Linked DNA regions of Homo sapiens: region 2 is linked to region 1. Evidence: read pairs that join two places in POLR2A ChIA-PET (ENCODE). Cell type or tissue: PC-3. All regions are shown on one strand. Links, peaks and the distances in the headings refer to the core of each region. The heading gives the core; the rest is flanking DNA.

Region 1 (4,357 bases), core at 1,055-3,554:
ATTTGCTTCTTAAAGCTCACCTACTAACACAACTTAAAGGGAAATAATAATTTTCAGTATATATCTGATGTAAATGTGTAGCTGCTCTCTTGACTGTTATTTTGTTTCCGGTCTAGATGTTCTTTCAGGTTCACTTTCATCAACAATATTCTCTGTCTTCAGGGTAAAATGTTTTCCAGTGGTTTTGTATTGAGTCAAGTTTAGTGCTGCCTCCACACTTCGAGTAGGAGTTTTATCTGCAAGAACAACCTTTCTACAGCAAAGCTTATTACATCATACGAATAAGGGTTTTTTCCTTTTGGTTTTATGTGACCTTCAAACAACAGTCAGGTCAACTTAAAAGCAGAGATGTCATTACTTTCCCCTCAATTCGCTTTAATGGCTGATGGTAAATTTATATTCAAAATCATAAGTAATATGTGCTATTGTTACTTACTATGTGTAATGTCATCCACAATATACAGTAGTCATAATACACTCATTTTTATTTTTCAGAAATCCTACTTTTTTTTAATGGAACATAAAATTGGTTATGTGCTCATGAATTATTTTCCCCCACTTGGTGCAATAAGGATTAAAGGCTTTAAAAACGACATTATTTTATGTGGTTTACATAAAACATGAATTTAGAATTAAGCATTGAATTACAGAACTCCATATAATCTCTTATAATTGAACAACAATAATTTCATGTGTGTGTGGGCGGGGAGAGGATGGGCTATCACCCCTCTTTTTGATGTGCTAGAAAATAATCTAAAATATGAGAGAAAGACTTCCCATTTGAGTTTGACTTAAAGACAGCAGATAAAGTATATTTTATTTCTAAACATTCATTGGAATTGCATAAATGTTTTTTCATCCATGTTTTATTTACAAAATAGAAATTTTTTTTAAAAATAGAAAAATAGGATTTGGTGTAGTATAGTGTAGTTTTTCCAGAGGATCCTAATAAATAAAATATTGCTAAGCTTTTCTATTTCAGTTATAGGAAATGTGCAGTTTGTTACATTTTGTAGTATAACTTTATTCCCTTTGATTTGTGTATAATGTTATAATAAAAAATAATAATAGAGTCAGACCTCTGTAGCATTAGAGAAAATATTTGGCTAGAAACAACGGCTAGTTGGCTCTGAGCTTCCCTTAAGTTTTCAAGTTACTGCAGGTCAGTTTTAGTTAGGAATTGAAGCTGATTTGACACAACGACTAAAACTTTACTGTTACAGTAAGAATATAGAAATATGGAAATAATGCCTTGATCAAGTATTAAAGGTGTTTTGTCATTGGAAAGTTGCCTCCTTTTTGTATGTTTAAATATGTTTATACTTCTGCATAATTAATGCTTTTACATTTGTACAATCATTTTAATGTTAAAAGTGGATGTGGTATAAAACCAAGCTTAGTGGACTCATGATTATTTTGTTCCATGGCCTGTAGCTTCAATTTAGGATTAAACAGCATACCACTGTAGGAAGGTGGATTTTTCTTTTTTTACTTCTTATTTGAAATAAAATTTAAATTTCTCATGAGAAATTTGTTTCTAACTCTTTGATTCAAAGAGAAATGCTACAAAGTTCAGCAAACAATCTACAGTATTCTTATGATAAAAATAGTTGGATAATAGAAAAGAAAAATAAGGCATTTCCGTAATGGTTTTTCTTTTCCCTTTCTTGAAACCTTCTTTGCATCTTTCTGTCTTTTCCTTTTTTCTTCCTTAGTTTTATACATGCAAGTTTCTGTAACAAGTTACTCTGTAAAGCAGGATGCATGTATGTATTTGTGTGTGTGTATATATATATATGTATGTATGTATGTATGTATGTATGTATGTAACTTTGTAAACGTCATTTATTTAAATGTGTTCCTTTAATGGATCTGAGCTCTGAGACAGAGCAATAAAATTGGTGTGTTTATATTGCAAGTCCAAGTTTACTTGCTTTAGCTCCCTGGAAGGGTGTGACATGAAAAGATTGTGGTTGGGCCACATGGCTCATATGCTGGACTGTGTTTTTGTGAATGGAGGCAGAACTCCAGTTCTGCCTGCTTGTCTTGAGGAATTGCTGAGGAGATCAGCTGTCTCATTCACGGGCAGAAAGAATGACTCATACATCTTCCGCCTTGTTTGGCTCCAGGTCATTGTTACAGTGGATAGAACTGGTTTTAATTAAATATTAACCCCTTTTATACTTGACGTTTGTTTTATTTGTAATTCTTCCACTTTTTCCTTAGCTTTAAAAAAAAACCCAACAGGCACATAGTTTGTAAGAATAGGAGGGTTTTCGCTTCCCTGCAGCCAACCTTGGAAACTTTTTCATCGCTTACTTTTTCTTAAGTAATGATTATTATTTCATTTGAAAGTTAAAAATAAGCATAACATAAAGGCAAGCTATATTTAAAATTACCCATCTCTAAGGCAATATTAGTTAAGAAAAGTATTAAAATTAAAAAGGAGAATTGGTGAGTTTGTGACATATAGGTCATGATTAATATTTTTATGAATTTCTTTCTGATAATATGCATTGATACGTAGCAAAAAGACAGAAAACAGTAAAACAACTTTGGATAATAATCTAGGTAAAACAAATAGCTGAGAGTGCAGATACTGCCCTTTTAAAGCCGACATCCTGAGACTTGATGGCAACTGGTCTATTAACGTGCAATGAACTGATAGAGCCGCTCCAGCTATTACCAATAAAATCCACATGCTTAATCTCCTTGAAAGCATTTTATTGGTCTTTTGGTATATACTTTCTCCCCTTCTCCTTTCCTCCTCTTCCCCTTCGTCTTTAATTACATAGTGTGGGGAAACATTTTCATTCCCCAAAGGTGATTATATCCAGCACAGTTTATAATAGATAGTAGTGGAAAAAACATTGCTTTTTTAGGCTGACCTCTATTGTTAATTTTCAACTTTGGAGTTGGTATGGCTTGCTGCAAGTTTTCAGGCAGCTGCAGTTTGCTCCTTCACAGTATTCCCCTGAATTGAAGAAAAAAGGAAATGTATGATACAAGTGTGGCAATACTTTGTCATATTTTCCTTGCCTAGATCCAACTTGTGTTTTTAGTTAACTGCTTTCCGTTTACTCTAACTTGAAATTAGAGGTATACTTAAGCCTTTGTCTATTTAAGTAGCATGCTGCTTCGTTTGGTCTATTCAGTTTCTTAAGATTAGCTTCTGTGAAAATGTGAGTCATATGTTTTTTGTTAAAATTCTGTAATATGTTCAGGAATAAGTGTGAAGTATTTATTCAGTATGTTAAGGAGTTAGAACAGAAATAGGAATTCTTATTCTTACTCTTTACAGATTGTTATCGTGCAGCTATTTTCTGTATATTTGCGAGGTATAACTTCTAGATTATTCTACTCCTAAAATTTGGCCCTTTTTTCCTCACACATATTCCAGCACACATCACACACCCATCAGTGAGTCTGTGCTGCTCTTGCAGTGACATATATTAGGAAGTTGCAAATCTGCTTACGATGCTACAAAAACAAACAAAAGACCTTTAGAACATTCATACCATCATATTCAGTTACAAGTATACTTTTGTTACTCACCAGCTATTTTTAACTTTTCCTGTAAAGGGATATTATATTTTTATTAGATTCTTATAAATGTTGGCTTTTTAAAAGCCCAGTAATTGTTGTGGTTGATATATTTGCATCTCAATAGTTATATCTGTTTAGCTGTTAATTCTGAGGGAAAACCAAAACAATGATATAATGGGAAAAATGTGCAGGATTTGAATCTGTGTACTTGCTGTTATTTATTAAATATATATTTAAAACACTTGTAATTTTTTTGATATGAAGACTTACTTGAAAGCACACCCTTCGCCTTGTAATTTATGAATCTTTTAGAACATTTTTTTCTGCAGTGTCAAAAAAATATGTTGTGTTAATAGCTGAGAGAATGCTAATGTACAGATTTTAGCTGTTTCGTTGCCTCTCTAGTAGACTTCATTAGAAGTAAAGATATTAAACTGAGCGTTGTAATGACATGTACTTTTTTGTGGATGACTTGAAAGACAAGGGTTGGTGGGTAGAGGACTGGAAAGAAGAAAATAAGGAACATTTCTTGAGTAGCTGGCATTGCGTTTAGACTGTTTCATTTAATCCTCACCAAAAAACTGTATTTTCACTAGTAAACTGATAAGTAAAATTCAGTTCTAAGAGGTTCAGAAACTTAACCAAAGTTGCACAACTAGCATGTCACAGAATTAAGATTTGCAGTTTGCTAACTTTGAAGTTGTTACCCACAGTATCAGATATTGGAGCAATATGAAGAGAAAAAAATTCTCCTTGCAATATAGGCTGATCAAATAGGTATCAGTTAAAACTTGAAAAAATTATTAATTTG
Region 2 (4,357 bases), core at 997-3,496, 150 kb after region 1:
CAAGTTATAAAAGTTGTTCAACATAGCCTTGGTGTTGAGTGTGTTTTATTCCATCCAGATGCTTTGAAATCACCATCAGTAGAATACATGTCGTTGTAAAATTGGTATTGTATAACAAGAACACCCTATCCCCTTGTATAGTGTTGGTATTTTTATGCATTTCAAAATTTCACCATGAGATTCATTAGGCAGTGTTAACGTACCCTGTGCAGAGGCCCGTTTTAGAAGAATAATTCATCTCTGTGCAGCTTTAACTTTATTCTCAGCAGTCTCTTGAAACACCATTGCCCTAATTTCCAGTCACTAAAAAAGACAGGTAGCAGATTAGGTGCTGGTAATAATTATCAAACGCAAGACACCTGCTGTTAAACTCAAACTACAGTCTCAGCTACCTGGGCAACATTTCTGATATAAAGCTGCTTTCTTCATTATTCTCCAAGAAGGAGACAGAGTAAGTCTCCACTCAGCTCCAAAAGTGACGAATTTATGTTGAGAATAGTAATTTAAACTGTGATCCCAAGCTACAGGGACTTTCAGGGTAGAAACACAGAATTAGACATTTTCATTGAAAAAATTTTCAGGAACTGGTGTTTGATATTGCAAACTAGAAAATTCGTTAAGTAGGCATTCACTAGAATTCTTCTTTCTGTAATTTACACACAATGACCAGAATCTGAAAAGTGAACATGCCGCTTTTGAGAGTCTTTGTTTTTTTTTCTATGCAACCTATGAATTCCATGTAAACATTCAAATCAAGAACATTTCGCATCTATATACAGACCATCCTCCATAAAATTCAGTCCCATTATGATTAAGGACTCAGGCTTTTTGTTTTGTAAAGTTAGAAATAAAAGGGGAAGGCCGGGCGCGGTGGCTCATGCCTGTAATCCCAGCACTTTGGGAGGCCGAGGCGGGTGGATTACCTGAGATCAGGAGCTTGAGACCAACCTGACCATGATGAAACCCTGTCTCTACTAAAAATATAAAAATTAGCTGGGCATGGTGACGGGTGCCTGTAATCTCAGCTACTCGGGAGGCTGAGGCAGAAGAATCGCTTGAACCCGGGAGGCAGAGGCTGCAATGAGCAGAGATCATGCCATTGCACTCTAGACTGGGCAACAAGAGTGAAACTTCATCTCAAAAATAAATAAATAAATAAATAAAAAGAAATAAAGGGGGAAAAGAGTAAATAGATATCCTAAATACCAGACTCCAGACTTTCAAATGCCACAAACAGAAACCCTTCTTATTTCCCAACGTGGGAAAAGTAAGTTTCTATAAAAACATTTTTAGATGACATGAATGTTTTTATGAGGGCTGATTTTGTTTCTGACTGTACAAAACTGGATCATACAGCCACAAAGAGGGCATGATGAGAGAAGAGAGGGAGGGGAAAGTAGAAGACAGAGATAAGATTTTTAATGAATGGTTCTTTTGCAGACAATTTTTTTTCCGTTTTCTCTTTGAGTTAGTCATTTAAGGATCCAAACAATGACATCAGAATTCCTTTCAGAATAGTCTAATTTGGATCATCAAAGCCACTGGATTCATGACGTCTTGGAGATTAGCTAAGGGAAGCATGTCCCAAACGCCTTTGACTTGAAAAAAAGCTTTCGGTCCAATATATAGCTCCACACAGTCTGTAGAATTTTAATTTTTAAAGTAATTTTTGGGTGACACGTAATAAATATATTTTAAGTAAGTAAATATATACATATAGTTTTGGGTAAATGAATTATTTAAAAATATAAAATATTTAAGTGCAACCTTAAGAACAGAAATAATACATAACAATATAAATTTCCACCTTTTCCATTAAAAATCAGTTTCTAAGAAAATTTTAATTTTATTTTAAAGGCCAAAATTTGTTGAAAAAGAAACAATCTAATAGTATGGCATATTTGGTTTTGTGAATAAATAGCAATTGAAATATACATTTAAAATGCATGTTATAATATGAAAAAAAGTGCTCAATTATGACCAGATGTGTAGAATTCTTGCTCCGTACTTAAAAAAAAAATGGACTCTTTTACCTTTATGATTATCATGTTTTGTTTCTGACTGCATAGATAAGAAGAGATTCAAATTGGTATTTGAAATGTCTGCAAATAACACATTGTTTGCGGGTTAATTTTTTTATTTCTCATGATTCAAAGCCATGTTTAATAATCATTACATTAGTTTATGCTTTTCAAATGGATTTTTGAAGTACTAAATACACACAAGAATTTTGATCTGATGAAGAGAAAATGAACAAAATTTGCAAAATTATATTATTATGTCCCTAGTTTCCTTATTGCATTTCAACGTCAGTGTTCCCTGTGTTTCCTGTCTTTAACAAATGGTCAGTTATGGATATAAATTAAACAACGTTTGACCTAGAATTTAAAAAAGCAATGTGCTGTTTAAAACTAATGTACTAGCTAGGAGTTATCAACTGAGTCAGAAACGGTAACTGAGTCATGAGCCAGCTCATCTGACTTCTCAGAGGACCATAAACTTTAGAACAGAAAGATGTCTGTTCTAAAGCAAACATCTCCTACATAATTATTTGATTTTTAATTTAAGTAATGGATGTTGCAATAGGTAAATTAATATTATCTTTGTTTTTTTTTTTTCTTGAGACGGAGTCTTGCTCTGCTGCCCAGGCTGGAGTGCAGTGCCACGATCTCGGCTCACTGCAAGCTCTGCCTCCTGGGTTCACGCCATTCTCCTGCCTCAGCCTCCCGAGTAGCTAGGACTACAGGCGCCTGCCACCACGCCCAGCTAATTTTTTGTATTTTTAGTAGAGACAGGGTTTCACCATGTTAGCCAGGATGGTTTCGATCTCCTGACCTCGTGATCCGCCCGCCTCAGCCTCCCAAAGTGCTGGGATTACAGGTGTAAGCCACCGTGCCCGGCCAGTATGATCTTCAGTTACATAAACTGGTAGACCTGAGGATCAATGGTTGGGAAAAACTATTGTGATCTAAGCTCTTCGGTTTCCCCAAAAGGAACTTGAGGCCCAGAGAGTTGATGCCTTCACTAAGTGTTTAACGGTAGTGTGATGTTTAACACAAAATGGCAATTTATCAATATTTGTTTGATGTTGTTATTATTGGTATTTATGGTTTTAAATTATTATTTATTTTTATTCATTTTGGTGTTACATTTTTGTTTCATAGTATATCTTTTATTGTTATCACATTGGAATAAAAAATAAAATTCAGTTTCTCTTCTTAGAATAATTATGCCATTATTACAGATATGAAAGGTCAAGCAAAGTGGGATTACTGGCATTTTCTGTTTATAAAGATTTGATAGTGTTTATTTTCTTTTTTGGTATTGTGCTAGGTGTTGTGCATAGCCTTTAAATCCTAATTATTTGACTGCTGTGTAATAGCCTATATTTTTAAAAAAATCTTGGAATTTCTGACATTGATTTTTCAAAAAATACATTAGTAATTTGGACTCAAAAGCTGATCTTAAAGTATAAAACAAACATGAAAGAAGAAATGAGATAATTATTAGTAATTTCTAACTACTCAATTCTTTGCACAAAGAAGATCCCAGATTTAGACAAGGTTTACATTTTCCATTCTTAATTTTATTTGTCTGATACACGTAATAGTGTATCAAAGTCAAATAGGAAAGTAAAAATCACAAATTATTTTAAACAGAGGGAATTAAATGCCTAGAATGGGTTGTGCACTTGATGAAAGATCAAAGGAACCAAACAGAGGTTGTTTAGGTAAGCCAGAGATTAGTATCAGCAGGAAGTGCTGCCATTCTGTAGTATGGAGGACCTCCTGGTATGGAGGTGATGTGGAATCTAGAAACCTGCCAGGAGGCTTGGCCTGTGCCAGAGTTAATGAGACTTACCCACTACTGAAGATGCTATCCAAGGAAATGAGAGAAGGACAGAGATACCTTGGCTTCTATCTTCCTCTGCCCTCCAATTTCCCACTAGTGCCCAACTTGACCCATGCTCAAACAGAAGCACCATTGATTTCCTCTGCCCGTTTCTTGTCTTCTGCATTGGAAAGTATTCTTGTGATACAATGCAGACATGCGGAAGGTTCATATAACACCCTGATTTATTTATTTATTTTGTTAATGGACTATGGAGACAATGTTAGCTACTTCTTGTTCTGCAATCACAACACACTTTACACAAAATATTTTCACACATTTCATGTGACATCCATTACTCACTTGAAGATGTCCCTTCCTCAATACGTTTTGATCTTCCTGAGTAAAGAAGCCACCCTTTCATTTTCAGTGCCAGGGAAATCATCTTGTAAATACCATGCACCATCTATGAACAGAGCTGTGGAACGTTAACCCACCAGCCCCTATAATTAAATGATGCCCGAAT

The links. ChIA-PET counts read pairs that join two places held together with the same protein. Peaks named below come from ENCODE experiments on the same cell type or tissue, not always from the same donor. Only the 100,000 strongest peaks of a DNase experiment are listed, where the experiment ranks them.
Region 2: POLR2A ChIA-PET joins it to region 1 with 6 read pairs; 3 of 35 experiments call an interaction of 5 or more read pairs at or near these places.

What each region holds. Positions count from the first base shown.
Region 1 is chr7:13,978,974-13,983,330 of GRCh38, reverse strand. All of the region lies in intron 5 of ETV1 (ETS variant transcription factor 1), which reads left to right. Among named protein-coding and RNA genes, the nearest start is that of ETV1, 8.5 kb to the left of the region's middle. In PC-3, for the core only: no CTCF peak of the experiment used is centred there; DNase peaks (open chromatin) are centred at 2,030 and 3,470; H3K4me3 peaks cover 689 bases; H3K27ac peaks cover 2,427 bases.
Region 2 is chr7:13,825,043-13,829,399 of GRCh38, reverse strand. No RefSeq gene overlaps it. Among named protein-coding and RNA genes, the nearest start is that of ETV1, 160 kb to the left of the region's middle. In PC-3, for the core only: no CTCF peak of the experiment used is centred there; a DNase peak (open chromatin) is centred at 2,439; H3K27ac peaks cover 2,118 bases.